Regions from separate parts of the Homo sapiens genome. Here region 1 is linked to region 2. A link is an interaction called in ENCODE POLR2A ChIA-PET data of the cell type or tissue named here. Cell type or tissue: PC-9. All regions are shown on one strand. Links, peaks and the distances in the headings refer to the core of each region. The heading gives the core; the rest is flanking DNA. Region 1 has its middle 43 kb from the start of OPTC. Region 2 overlaps ZBED6 (zinc finger BED-type containing 6).

Region 1 (6,324 bases), core at 813-5,812, 300 kb after region 2:
CATATTACATAAATCAGAGTTTCCCAATTTTTTTTTTTTTTGAGACAGAGTCTTGCTCTCTTCCCCAGGCTGGAGTGCAATGGCATGATCTTGGCTCACTGCAGCCTCCACCTCCTGGGTTCAAGCGATTCTCCTGCCTCAGCCTCCCAAGTAGCTGGGCGTGCACCATCATGCCAGGCTAAGTTTTCTATTTTAGTAGAGATGAGGTTTCACTATGTTGGCCAGGCTGATCTGGAACTCCTGACCTCAGCTGATCCGCCCACTTCAGCCTCCCAAAGTGCTAGGATAATAGGCATAAGCCACCGCACCTGGCCCCAAGAGTTTCCCAATCTTGGCACTGACATAAATGAATGAAATGAGTGCAAAGATAAAGAGAGTTTTTCTATGATAGCATAGTCTCATGTGGCAGAGACTGGCTATGTCCTCACAAACCTGTCTCCTCTAATTGCTGGGCACAGAGTTGGACTACATTTCCCAGAACCCTTTGCATTGGATGGGACTATGTCTCTACTTTTCTTACCAAGGGACTGTGAGCAGAAGTGGTATGCTTCCACTTCTTATCTTCCAGGCTGAGGTAGTTAGTTAAGAGCGAGTGTGCCTTCATCGTCCTTCGCCTCTTTCTTTCCCCTTCTTCTCACTTGATGCATTCAAAAGCAGTAACCTTGGAAGCCACATATGGAAGATTGCAGAGCCAAAAATGAAGGGCCTACACATCCCTGAATCATGCTTGGAGGAGAGCCACTCATCAATTAGGAGCACCTGCTTTGGCCTCTATGTGAATAAGAAACTTCCATTGTTCTTGAATTGCTATACATTTCTGGGTTTGATTGTTAGAGTAAATAGTGTTTTCTTAAAAAAAAAAACACAACAGGGTTGAAAGTTTTGGAAATACTTGTAAAAGTGAGTCCCTCAAAATTCACAATTAAATTAGGTGTGGAGGCCAGGCGCAATGGCTCATGCCTGTAAACTCAGTACTTTGGGAGGCTGAGGCGGGCGGATCACCTGAGGTCAGGAGTTTTAGACCAGCCTGGCCAACATGGTGAAACCCTGTCTCTACTAAAAATACAAAAGAAAATTAACGGGGTGTGGTGGTGGCTGCCTGTAATCCCAGCTATTCGGGAGGCTGAGATAGAAGAACCTCTTGAACCCAGGAGTTGGAGGTTGCAGTGAGCTGAGACCGCGCTGCCGCATTCCAGCCTGGGTGACAGAGCGAGACTCCATCTCAAAAAAAAAAAAAAAAAAAAAAAAAGAAACAAACAAACAAAAAATTAGTTGTGGGAGAGACAATGGTAAAATATTGGGATATTGGGAACGAAGTCATAAGCATCTAAAAGAATTTTACTTTTCTATTTATTTTTAAGAGTCTTTAAGCTCTGGTTTCATTTTGAGGAAATCATTGACTATGCATTGCTGGCATGGCTTGTGGAAGGAAACCATCTTGGATTCTAATCAGCAAACCCAAAAGGCCCAGCCTTACATCAAAGGATTGACCTGTATTCATGTGCATTTAGCTATTTTAAGTTGAAACTCAAGGTTTAAAGTAAATATATATCATTTTTTATGATGTCTGGCTTTAACTAATTTTTTAAAATAAACTACTTACCACTAGTGTCGATCCCATTGAGTGAGAGAACTTCTAGAGCTCTGCCAATTTACAAAGGAGGAATCTGGGGTTCCAGAAGGTATGGTGACTTTCCCAAATCACATGGATAGCAGGTGGCCCAGCCAGCATTTACTCTAGGCTCCCACTTCCCCAATGTTACTCGTGGTGTCTTTTTTTCCTCTTGGGAACTCTGGGAATACTGAGCCAAAGGCCATGATCTCTGTATCTGATGGAGAAGCCAGTTCTGGCTTCCAGAGGCTTGTTACAAACAATGGGTAGCAAATGCTCCCAAGGAAGTTGCTCATTTGGCAAATGCTTTAGTTTTTAGGGGTACTTAACTGCATGAAAAATAGAGCCAAGGAGCACAGACCCTGGCTCTGTGTCAGTCCTGCTCAGAGATCCCAATGCAGGCTCCACCTCAATGCAACTGGTGTCTCCATCCCTGCGATGCTATAGCCACCAGTCTTCGGGAAATGCTCCCGATCTCAGGCTCCCTCTCACTGTCCCAGAACTTTCTTTATGGTTCACAAACACATTAAGCACATTATCTTGTTTAAGTCTCTCAACCACCCTGTAAGTTAGGCAGGGCAGATTTAACCTCATCTTATAGAACGTTGAAGCTGAGAGAGGTTTCATTATTTTCTGAAGTCCCATGGTTGCTATGTGGTAGGGTTAGAAAGGAAATATCAACACAGGTTTTTTATTTCCCAGTTCTGCCACACCAAGTGAACTTCAGCCACCACATCAAATCCTGTCACCCTACAACCCTGTGCGCCTTCAGCAGAGGCAGCTTGGAGCCCTAGTGAGAGAAGGCCTTTGGCAGCGGCCAGTCCTGTTTTGAGCCAGGGCTCTGACTCTTATCAGCCTGAGCTGTGGTTTCTTCATCTTTTACGTGGACGTGGGTAAACATATCAACTCATTCATGAATGGTGAAGACTGTGTACATATTTGGTGAAAGTCATGATTGCAGTGCCTGGCTCACAGTAAATGTTCCATCACTGCTTACCCCCCCCACCCATCTGCTCTCTACAGTTTGTGTTGTATCTGTACCCACCTAAGTGCTGATGTCTGTGCCTGCACCTGTACATTGCATTCTGCCCCTACAACTGACTAGATGCTGGGCTTCTTCTGCCTGGATGGAAGCTTCCCAAGAGCAGGGACCATGACTCCTTCATGAAAAATGCTGTGAGATGGCTTCTTTCCTTGACCAGGAGCCAGGAGATCTGGATTCCAATCTTGTGTTACTTTCTTCCTCTGAGCCTCAATTTCCCGTTTGTAAAGTGAGGGAGTTTGACTAGATGCTCTCTAAAGTCCTTTTGAATGATGATGATCCATGGTTTCTAGATCTCTCACATCAGACTGGAAGCTCCCTGAAGCCAGAGGAACAGTGGCTGCCTCACCCCCTGGATATTTCCACCCCAGAAAGGGCTCTGCGTATTCACAAGCCTTTAAGTGCACAGCACTGTGTGCCAAGCATGGTGCTACCATCTTGGGAGAGACACAAGGAACAGAAAACAGTTCTTCCCCCCAGGAGTCCTGCCTGCCACACTTATTGAGGAGACAATACAAACACAAATTAAAAAGCTGAAGATCCTAGCTCAAGCCCTGGGCATCTCTCCACTGGAGAAATACAAACAACCTCCTAACAGACCTTCTTGCTTCTCATATCCCTCCTTGCCAGTTCATTATCTCAACTATACAAAAGTCTAAGACTGATCAGCTCACCTGCCTCAAAGCCTTTCATGGCCCCCTGTGTCTTTCCAGTGACAATCTGAACTCATTAGCATGATACCAAACCCTCTGCTATCAGGTCTCTGCCTTCCCGGCAGGGTTCCAATCATGATCACTTTTCAATGGCAACCTGGACTCTGGACATTTGGCACCACCTCCCCTCATCCCATTCCTCACCTCTACCCCAGTAAGCCCGGCCAAACTTTGCAACCACCATGACTCACTTGATTAGCTTAGGTACAATCTGATGACATCTCTTTTACTTCTCTCATTTCAACATTTGAGCCTGAGGTGCCCTTATCAGCAAGAATTTCAGGATCTTTCTGGTAAGGCCTCTCATCTCCCTCTACTCTCTGGTACACAATTGCCCAACAACTTGGGGGTTTGCGTAATCCAAAGAGATTAGTGTGTGAAGGAAGGGAAAATATAGGAAAGAACAGAGCCCTGCCGAATAAAGTGGGGCAGGTTTCCTGGAGAAAGAGACTTTCATCAGGATTTAGACACATATGAGAACTTGGGCAGGTAGTTTGTGTTGGCAACGGGGATGGGCAGACCCCTGAATATAGGAGCAATACCCAAGAGGTGAAAAGAAGCAGCATCCCTGGGTCAGACTACAGTGACCTCAAGTTGATAAATTCCAGTCTGGTAAGACTCTCAGGAAATGGGTGAACTCATTCAGTGCTGATAATGTTTCAGATTGGTATAGTCCTAGAGAGCCATAAACATAGTCTTGCTTTTGACAAGTAATCTTGCTCATGAAAATTTATGCTAAGGAAATAATTCAATTGAACACCAAAAACTCTGAACAACAATATTCATAGAGGCATTCTTTAAACTAGGGAAAATTTGGAAGCAGTCTGAAATTCAACAGTAGGAGTTGATTAAATGTAATATGAAGTGGCCATATAATGAAGTGTTGGGAAGACATTAAAAATTATACTTAAAGCCAGGTGCAGTGGCTCACACCTGTAATCCCAGCACTTTGGGAGGCCGAGGTGGGCGGATCACTCGAGGCTAGGGGTTCGAGTCCAGCCTGGTCAACATGGTGAAACCCCATCTCTATTAAAAATACAAAATTAGCCAGGCGTGGTGGTATGTGCCTGTAATCCCAGCTACTTGGGATGCTGAGGCAGATGAATCACTTGAACCCAGGAGGCGGAGGCTTCAGTGAGCTGAGATTGTGCCACTGCACTCTAGCTTGGACAGCAGAACAAGACTCTGTCTCAAAAAAAAAATTAAAAATGATACTTAAGATTTGTATTATTCAAAAACAATTCAGCAAATATTGATGGAGATGTTCATGGGGTTAGTTTCTTCCAAGGCCACTGTCCTTGGCTTGCAGATGACTGTCTCTTTCCTGTGTCTTCATGTGATCTTCCCTCTGTGTCCGTTTCCTGGTCTCCTTTTCTTCTAAGGACACCAGTAATATTGGATTGGGCCTGCCGTAATGACTTCATTTTAACTTAATCCCCTCTTTAAAGGCCCTGTCTCCAAATAGAGTCACATTCTGAGGTACTGTCAGTTGGGACTTCAACATATGAATTTGAAGGAACATAGCTCAGTCTCTAACAAGATTTTCTGTCTGGGACTGTGCTGTGGGTTTGTGGGACTAAGACATAAAGGACCCAACCACTGGTGGCCAACATCTGCAGACAAGGAAAAGGCTGTCTTTGATGGAAGGATGGAACTCTGACAGGGAAAGGCAGTGGTCTGCAGCAGTGTTTGCAGGGGACAATTAGGGAAAAGGTGGGAAGCAGGACACAGATCCCATTTGGTGGATATGGAGTGGTACTTGGATGGTGTACACACAGTACTCAAGGGCTATAATCAGGAAGTGCCTTATTTTGTCTCTCACTTTCCTTTAAAGTTTATTTACCTTGGAAAATTTCCTCCTCTGCTCCTGTATTAAAAAAATCACACAGTCTTCTGACTTTCTTTTTTTTTTTTTTTTTTTTGGGACGGAGTCTCGCTCTGTCACCCAGGCTGGAGTGCAATGGCAGCGATTCTCTTGCCTCAGCCTCCCAAGTAGCTGGAATTACCGGCATGCACCACCAAGCCTGGCTAATTTTTGTATTTTTAGTAGAGATGGGGTTTTGTCATGTTGGCTAGGCTGGTCTCAAACTCCTGACCTCAGGTGGTCCACCCACCTTGGCCTCCCAAAGTGTTGGGATTACAGGCATGAGCCACCGCACCCAGCCAGTCTTCTGACTTTGTATTCACTCTTAGGTAAGTCTTTCGGGTCATGTTAAGTTGTCAAACTCTGCCCCAATTTAGAAATTAAAATGTCAAGCCCCGTGTAATAATAAAAGTTTCCAACTTAAGCTATAGCCTTTTGTGTGGTTGGGGCTGCCAAGGTGGGCTGTTGGGGCTGCCAAGGTGGGCTGTCTGGGCAGGGGCCGGGCGATGGGCTTCTTCTCTCTTTGTGCTAACCTCCTCCCTCTACTCATTCTCCCTGTCTCTGCCTCTGTTTCTTGTCCCTATGGGATTGGGGTTGAAGGAGGGAAAAAAGATAGACTCTTCTTGTACACATATTATCTCTGTGGCTAGAACAGGATTCTCCAGCTCTTGGCTGGGGAGTGGTAACACTCCCTGGGCTGTGAGGGATAGAATGGCTTTGAACAGGCTTGTCAGTGGTGGACCAGTTGGCCAAGAGCCGAGAGACAAGGGAGTCATCACCCAAGACCTCCCGGCTGCCAAGGAGGTGACACAGCCTGCTCTGTGTTTTCTCAAATGGCCATCTTAACTTCAGCATGCTCCTAATCATGAATCATCTTGTGACTGCAGCTAGTTCTTACAAGAACCTTTCAAGGAAAGAAGTAAGCCAACTCCAACAGAAACTGCAATGAAAATTGATTGCGATTCTGGGTCCACATTTAATTTTACATTCTCCATGGAAGCTCTAGGAGACGTCAGAAGTGGTAATCCTCATGAAAGAGAAACAAGGTCAGCCTTTGTCTGACATCTCACAGTGGTTAGGCACCGGGGCCTGA
Region 2 (6,324 bases), core at 906-5,905:
CCCTGCCCAGCTAATTTTTTTGTATTTTTAGTAAAGATGGGGTTTTGCCATGTTGGCCAGACTGGTCTCAAACATCTGACCTCAGGTGATCCACCCACCTCGGCCTCCCAAAGTACTGGGATTACAGGCATGACCTACCGTGCCCGGCCTGTTTATAACCTTTCAATGGGTTGTTACTATCTTAGAATAAGTCCAAACTTTCTAACATGGCTTAAAGACTATATTATGATCTAGTCACCACACTCTTCAGCCCATTTCTATGTTTCAGCCATATGCAGTTCCTTGAGCATACCACTCTTAGCTCTGCCTTTGCAGGAGTTATTCTCTCTGCCTGAGACACAGTCTCTGGCTCTCGAACTTCACCTGGCTAATTTCTAACTCATGTCTTAGGTCTAAACTTTAACATAACTTCTTCTGTGAACCTTCCCCTAACAGATGGTAATAATAGATGCCTCTCCTATGTGTTACCATAACACTGTGTACTTTTCTCTGTTACAAAATTTATCGCATTTATAAGTATTCCTACCTGCCATTTATACTATAAGCTCCTGAGGAGTGTGACGGTGTTTTTTTCAATGGTGTCTACCCAGAATCTAGCAGACTAAGGATCAAATGTTTGTTGAGTGAATAATATAACAAATACAAGATAACCTATTTACCTGAACAAAAGAATGAAAAACCATAGCTGTTAGCATTACAAGACACAAGTGTCATAATTACATACACACACAAAGTATGTAAGAACACAGGTACCTTTCTTTGGTGTTTTGTCAATGTTAGTTTCTGGAGCTTCAACTTTCTTCCCTAGCCTCTGTGCCAGGCTACGCTTTAATGGAGGATCACTGTCACCGCCTATAAAGAGGGAGAACTTAGTTTAAGATTTCAAGTCAATCTTCAGCAAGGACAAGAAATACAAACAAAAACAGACAACATAGCATAATTCTGTTAAGTGTTCTGCATACATATGGCGTGTTTGTTCACCAGCTTCCTTAGAGTTCAATGTTAGAAACATAAAAATGTCGGAGAAAAGAGGTAAGGAAGGCAAGGTGCAGTGGCTCAGGCCTGTAATCTCAGCACTTTGGGAGGTCAAGGCAGGAGGATCACTTAAGGCCAGGAGTTCGAGACCAGCCTGGGCAACACAGCAAGACCTTGTCTCTAAAACAATTAAAATAAAAAATAGTCAGGCATGGTGGCACACACCTGTGGTCCCAGCTACTTAGGAGGCTGAAGCAGAAGGATCACTTGAGCCCAGGAGGTAGAAAGGCTACAGTGAGCTATGATCATAATACTGAGCTATGATCATAATACTACACTCCTGCCTGGGCGATACAGCAAGGCCCCATTCTCAAGAAAAAAAAAAAAAGAGAGACAAGGGAAAGAACAAAAAATTAGAATACACAAACATTTACCAAATAAATTAACTGACAAACCTACAAATGAAAGGTCATAAACCCTGGTTGAGATTAAAGTTCAGAATTAGAAATGTGAAAAATCTTCATGTACAAAAGAACCCTTTTTTTTTTTTTTGAGACAGGATCTCACTCTGTCACCCAGGCTGGAGTGCAGTGGTGCAATCTCAGCTCACTGCAACCTCCACCTCCTAGGCTCAAGCGATCCTCCCACCTCAGCCTCCCAAGTAGCTGGACTATAGGCACATGCCATGCCTGGTTAATTTTTGTATTTTTAGTAGAGACAAGGGTTTGCCATGTTGCCCAGGCTGGTCTTGAACTCCTGAGCTCAGGTGATCTGCCCACTTCAGCCTCCAAATGCTAGGATTACAGCACTATGCCAGGCCCCCCCAAAAATCTTAACTGGTCAGCTGCTGAATTAAGTAAATGCATACAGGATGAGGAAGACAGGTTAAGAATTATTAAATTTTAAGTTTTTTAGTATGAAGACTTTAAGAGCCACATAACCCCTCTCTCTCCAATTCTAGAAAAGAAATCTAAGGTTCTGAAATATTCTGTATCTTACCCAAGTCATCAACTAGTTAGTGATACAGCCAAGACCTAAATCAAGTTTCCTAATTCTAGCTGCTTTCTGAGACGGAGTCTCATTCTTTCGCCCAGGCTGGAGTGCAGTGGGAAGATCTCAGCTCACTGCCACCTCCACCTCCCGGGTTCAAGCGATTCTCCTACCTCAGCCTCCCGAGTAGCTGGAATTACAGGCGCATGCCACCATGCCTGGCTGATTTTTGTATTTTTAGTAGACTTTTTTGTAGTAGAGATGTTTGTATTTTTAGTAGTTTCACCATGTTGATCAGGCCGGTCTCGAACTCCTGACCTTGTGATCCACCTGCCTCAGCCTCTCAAAGTGCTGGGATTACAGGCGTAAGCTACCGCGCCCAGCCTTCTAGTTTTATTACACTGTTCAATACAAGTTGTTTAAAAGTCACCAGTTTTTAAAAACGGTTTTTTAGATTACTTGACTGAAGTTACATTGTTTGCAAGGTATCAAAGCTTCAAAAGACCCTACACAGAGTATGATTGTTTCTCTCCCCTCATTTATAATTTAAATATAAAACCATCACAAAGTTTACAGGTATGCTGATGTTAAAACAGCTCATTTCTATATTTTAAGAACTTTTAATTATTATTTTTAGAGACAGGGTCTTGCTATGTTGCCCAGACTGGACTCAAACTCCTGGACTCAAGGGATCCTCTAACCTCAGCTGCCCACGCAGCTGGGATGACAGGCATGCACCACCATACCTGGCTTAGTATTATTTTTTTCTACCTAAAATTTCTAGATCAGCTTTATCCAAGCTGAAAGTCCTATTAATTTGGAACCCTGGTTTGGTTTGTACTCTAAATACATGCTGAGATATTAAAATACTGCTCTTAGCTCTCCCCACCATCTTGGATCCTGTGGAGGCCTCCTGGGAACAGGACTTCTTAAAGGAAGTATGTCTGGAAGGCTGTGGTCCAAGGGCATTTTTGCTGGCTATAAGTGGGGTCTCCGGAAAAAAAGGGAGCACATAGCTTTTCTTAAAATTGAAGGTGTTTATGCCCCAGATGAAACAAAATTCTATTTGGGCAAGAGATGTGCTTATGTATACAAAGCAAAGGACAACACAGTGACTCCTGGTGGCAAACCAAACAAAACCAGAGTCATCTGGGGAAAGGTAACTCAAGCCCATGGAAACAGTGGTGTGGTTCATGCCAAATTCCAAAGCAATCTTCCTGCTAATGCTATTGGACACAGAATCTGAGTGACGCTGTACACCACAAGGGTTTAAGCTAATGAAAAGTCAGTAAAAGTGGATTTGCGCTATTGTAAATAAATAAATAAACAAAAATAAAATACTGCTCTTAAAATCTAGAACTGTTATTGTTTCTTGATTTACAGCTAGAAGAGATTTCTAAAGACTGCCTCATTTCTGTCTCTTCTAAGCTTTTTTCGTAAATGACTGTATAACGTGTAATGTATTCATCTGACTATAACCTTAGGCAAGTTATTTAACCCTTCCTGAGTTTGAGCTCAGTGCAGAAAATATTTACTGATATCAAGTGCCAAGCATTGTGCATGGTTTACTCATGGTTGCCAAGGATTCGATGAGAATTTACATAATGTTCTTTGATATACAGCAAAGCCACAGCAAATATTAATTTCATTCATGGGCATTATCTCATCGCTGAAAGTTTTTTATTACTTAGAGCGTAAAGTGCATAACTGATTCAACAATACATTCCCATCTCTCACTGTCTGAAACTTTGAAATGTGACTAAGTTCAGAACGGTTCTGAAGATAGGGTAGTGAGAACTGCATCAAAGACAACACAAAATAGAGATAGATAAGGTTTCCTTTTTAGGACATTTAAAACAGTATGAAGAAAATTCTGAAGTCAGAAAAAATTTTCAAAATAATTTTTTGAAGGCCAGAGCAGTGGCTCATGCCTATAATCCCAGCACTTTGGGAGGCAGAGGCGGGTGGATCACCTGAGGGCAGGAGTTCGAGACCAGCCTGGCCAACATGGTGGAAACCCCATCTCTACTAAAAATACAAAAATTAGCCAGGGGTAGTGCCTGTAATCCCAGCTACTTGAGAGGCTGAGGCAGGAGAATCACTTGAACCCAGGAGGTGGAGGTTGCAGTGAGCTGAGATTGTGCCAGTGCACGCCAGCGTGGGCGACAGAGCAAGACTCTCGTTTCAAATGATAATAATAATTTTTTGGAGTCAGACACGTTAGGGTAGTTATACAACAATTTACTAATATGGTAAAGTACTCCCCCAAAAATAAAATAGCAGCCAAGCATGGTATCTCATGCCTGTAATTGCAGTACTTTGGGAGGCCAAGGCCGACAGATCACTTGAGCCCAGGAGTTGGAGACCAGCCTGGGCAACATGGTGAAACCCTATCACTATAAAAAATACAAAAATTAGCCAGGTATGGTGGTGTAGGCCTATGGTCCCAGTTACTTGAGAGGCTGGGGCAGGAGGATCACTTGAGTCCAGGAGGTGGAGGTTGCAGTGAGCTGAGATTGCACCACTGCACTCCAGCCTGGGTAACAAAACAAGACTCTTGTCTCTAAATAAATAAATAAATAAGCAAGCACCAATAGACTCAAGGACTCAAATTTTATATATACATACTTTCTTCTTTCTTCTTAGGGATTCCTGTATTCTAAGAGACACACATTATATTAACCAATCATTTTTCTCGCCTCTAAAAACTCACATTTAAATTTGTTCAGAGAAATAGAGGTGTTCTTTACCATTTTTAAAATCTAGTTCCTTCCAAAACGCTGGTCATGGTCATAATCTAGTTCAATTGTAACACTTTAAATCTCTGTATCTTCAATAAAAGGTATAATGCACTCATGAAAACATGAGGAATTTATAAGTGCTTTCAGCCAATACAGGGGCACCAATAACAAAGATCTGTATAAAAAGAGTTTGGAGAAGCTATCATGTTAATGCACAAACAAGTAGAAAAGAAAAGATATACACAAAACTTATCTTACCTGCTGAAAATTTTCGTTTCCCCAGTCTCTCAGTAAGACTCAATCTAACCAAGGGTTCTTCTCCTGAAATGGCAAAAGCAGAATTTCTCTATCCTTAGTCAATTTTTCTGTATTCAGTAACTACTAATGGGTACAAAGTATGTTCTGATATTAGTGTAAATCCACCCAGAAAGTCTCTTGAAAATCAGGTCTCAGTCTTAAGGAAGGCCATTATATCAAAAAAAAAAAAAAAAAACCCAAACCTATTAATAATAAACAGCCAAACATACAGCCTAAACAGAAGCAATAGCATAGTACTAATTATTATTATTATTTTGATAATAATAATAGACTCTTGCTCTGTCACTCAGGCTGGAGTGCAGTGGTGCCATCTTGGCTCATTGCAACTTCCACCTCCTGGGTTCAAGCAATTCTCCTGTCTCAGCCTCCCAAGTAGCTGGGACTACTGCGCACACTACCACACCTGGTGTTTTTTTTTTTTTTTTTTTTGAGACAGAGTCTCACTCTGTCGCCCAGGCTAGAGTGCAGTGGCCCGATCTCGGCTCACTGCAACCTCCACCTCCCGGGTTCAAGCGATTCTCCTGCCTCAGCCTGAGTAGCTGGGATTACAGGCGTGCACCACCATGCCCAGCTAAATTTTGTATTTTTAGTAGAGACAAGGTTTCACCGCGTTGGTCGGGCTGGTCTCGAATTTCTGACCTTGTGATCTGCCCGCCTCGGCCTCCCAAAGTGCCGGGATTACAGGCGTGAGCCACCACACCCAGCCTAATTTTTGTATTTTTAGTAGAGACAGGGTTTCACCATGTTGGCCAGGCTGGTCTTGAACTCCTGGCCTCAAGCGATCCGCCCGCCTCAGCCTCCCAAAGTGCTGGGATTATACATGTAAGCCACTGCGCACAGCCTAGAATAGTACTAATTATTAATAGCAGTCGAGTATAAGACAGATTGTATTCTTAACCAATTGGTTATAAAGCTGAAACTATCCTTTTGCTTATGCACTTTGATATGTTGAATGAAACTGTACTCTACTCCGATGTTAACTGTCCAATATAACTATCTCTGATCACCTCAGGAAGAAGTGAGCTCTCTTTCTTCTAATTCTTTGTTGTTTGAATTGCACAAACATTTAAATATATCTATATCTATAATTCCTTATTAGGCTTAAAATTATTAAGTGAAAATACTTCGTTACAGGCCGGGTGTGGTGGCTAACACCTATAATCCCAGCAATTTGGGAGGCTGAGGCAGGCAGATGATTTGAGGCCAGCAGTTCAAGACCAGTGTGGCCAACATGGTGAAACCCCGTTTCTACCAAAAATACAAAAATTAGCCAGGCGTGGTGGCGGGTGCCTATAATCCC

Evidence for each region. ChIA-PET counts read pairs that join two places held together with the same protein. Peaks named below come from ENCODE experiments on the same cell type or tissue, not always from the same donor. Only the 100,000 strongest peaks of a DNase experiment are listed, where the experiment ranks them.
Region 1: POLR2A ChIA-PET joins it to region 2 with 21 read pairs; 3 of 35 experiments call an interaction of 5 or more read pairs at or near these places.

What each region holds. Positions count from the first base shown.
Region 1 is chr1:203,534,428-203,540,751 of GRCh38, reverse strand. No RefSeq gene overlaps it. Among named protein-coding and RNA genes, the nearest start is that of OPTC, 43 kb to the right of the region's middle. In PC-9, for the core only: no CTCF peak of the experiment used is centred there; DNase peaks (open chromatin) are centred at 2,481 and 3,631; H3K4me3 peaks cover 701 bases; H3K27ac peaks cover 4,421 bases.
Region 2 is chr1:203,832,494-203,838,817 of GRCh38, reverse strand. ZBED6 (zinc finger BED-type containing 6) reads right to left here. Exons shown (of 17, transcript NM_001395895.1): 9 at 4,965-5,027; 10 at 754-852. It overlaps ZC3H11A (zinc finger CCCH-type containing 11A), which reads right to left. Exons shown (of 18, transcript NM_001376342.1): 10 at 4,965-5,027; 11 at 754-852. It also overlaps the pseudogene RPL35AP5. Among named protein-coding and RNA genes, the nearest start is that of SNRPE, 26 kb to the left of the region's middle. In PC-9, for the core only: no CTCF peak of the experiment used is centred there; no DNase peak of the experiment used is centred there.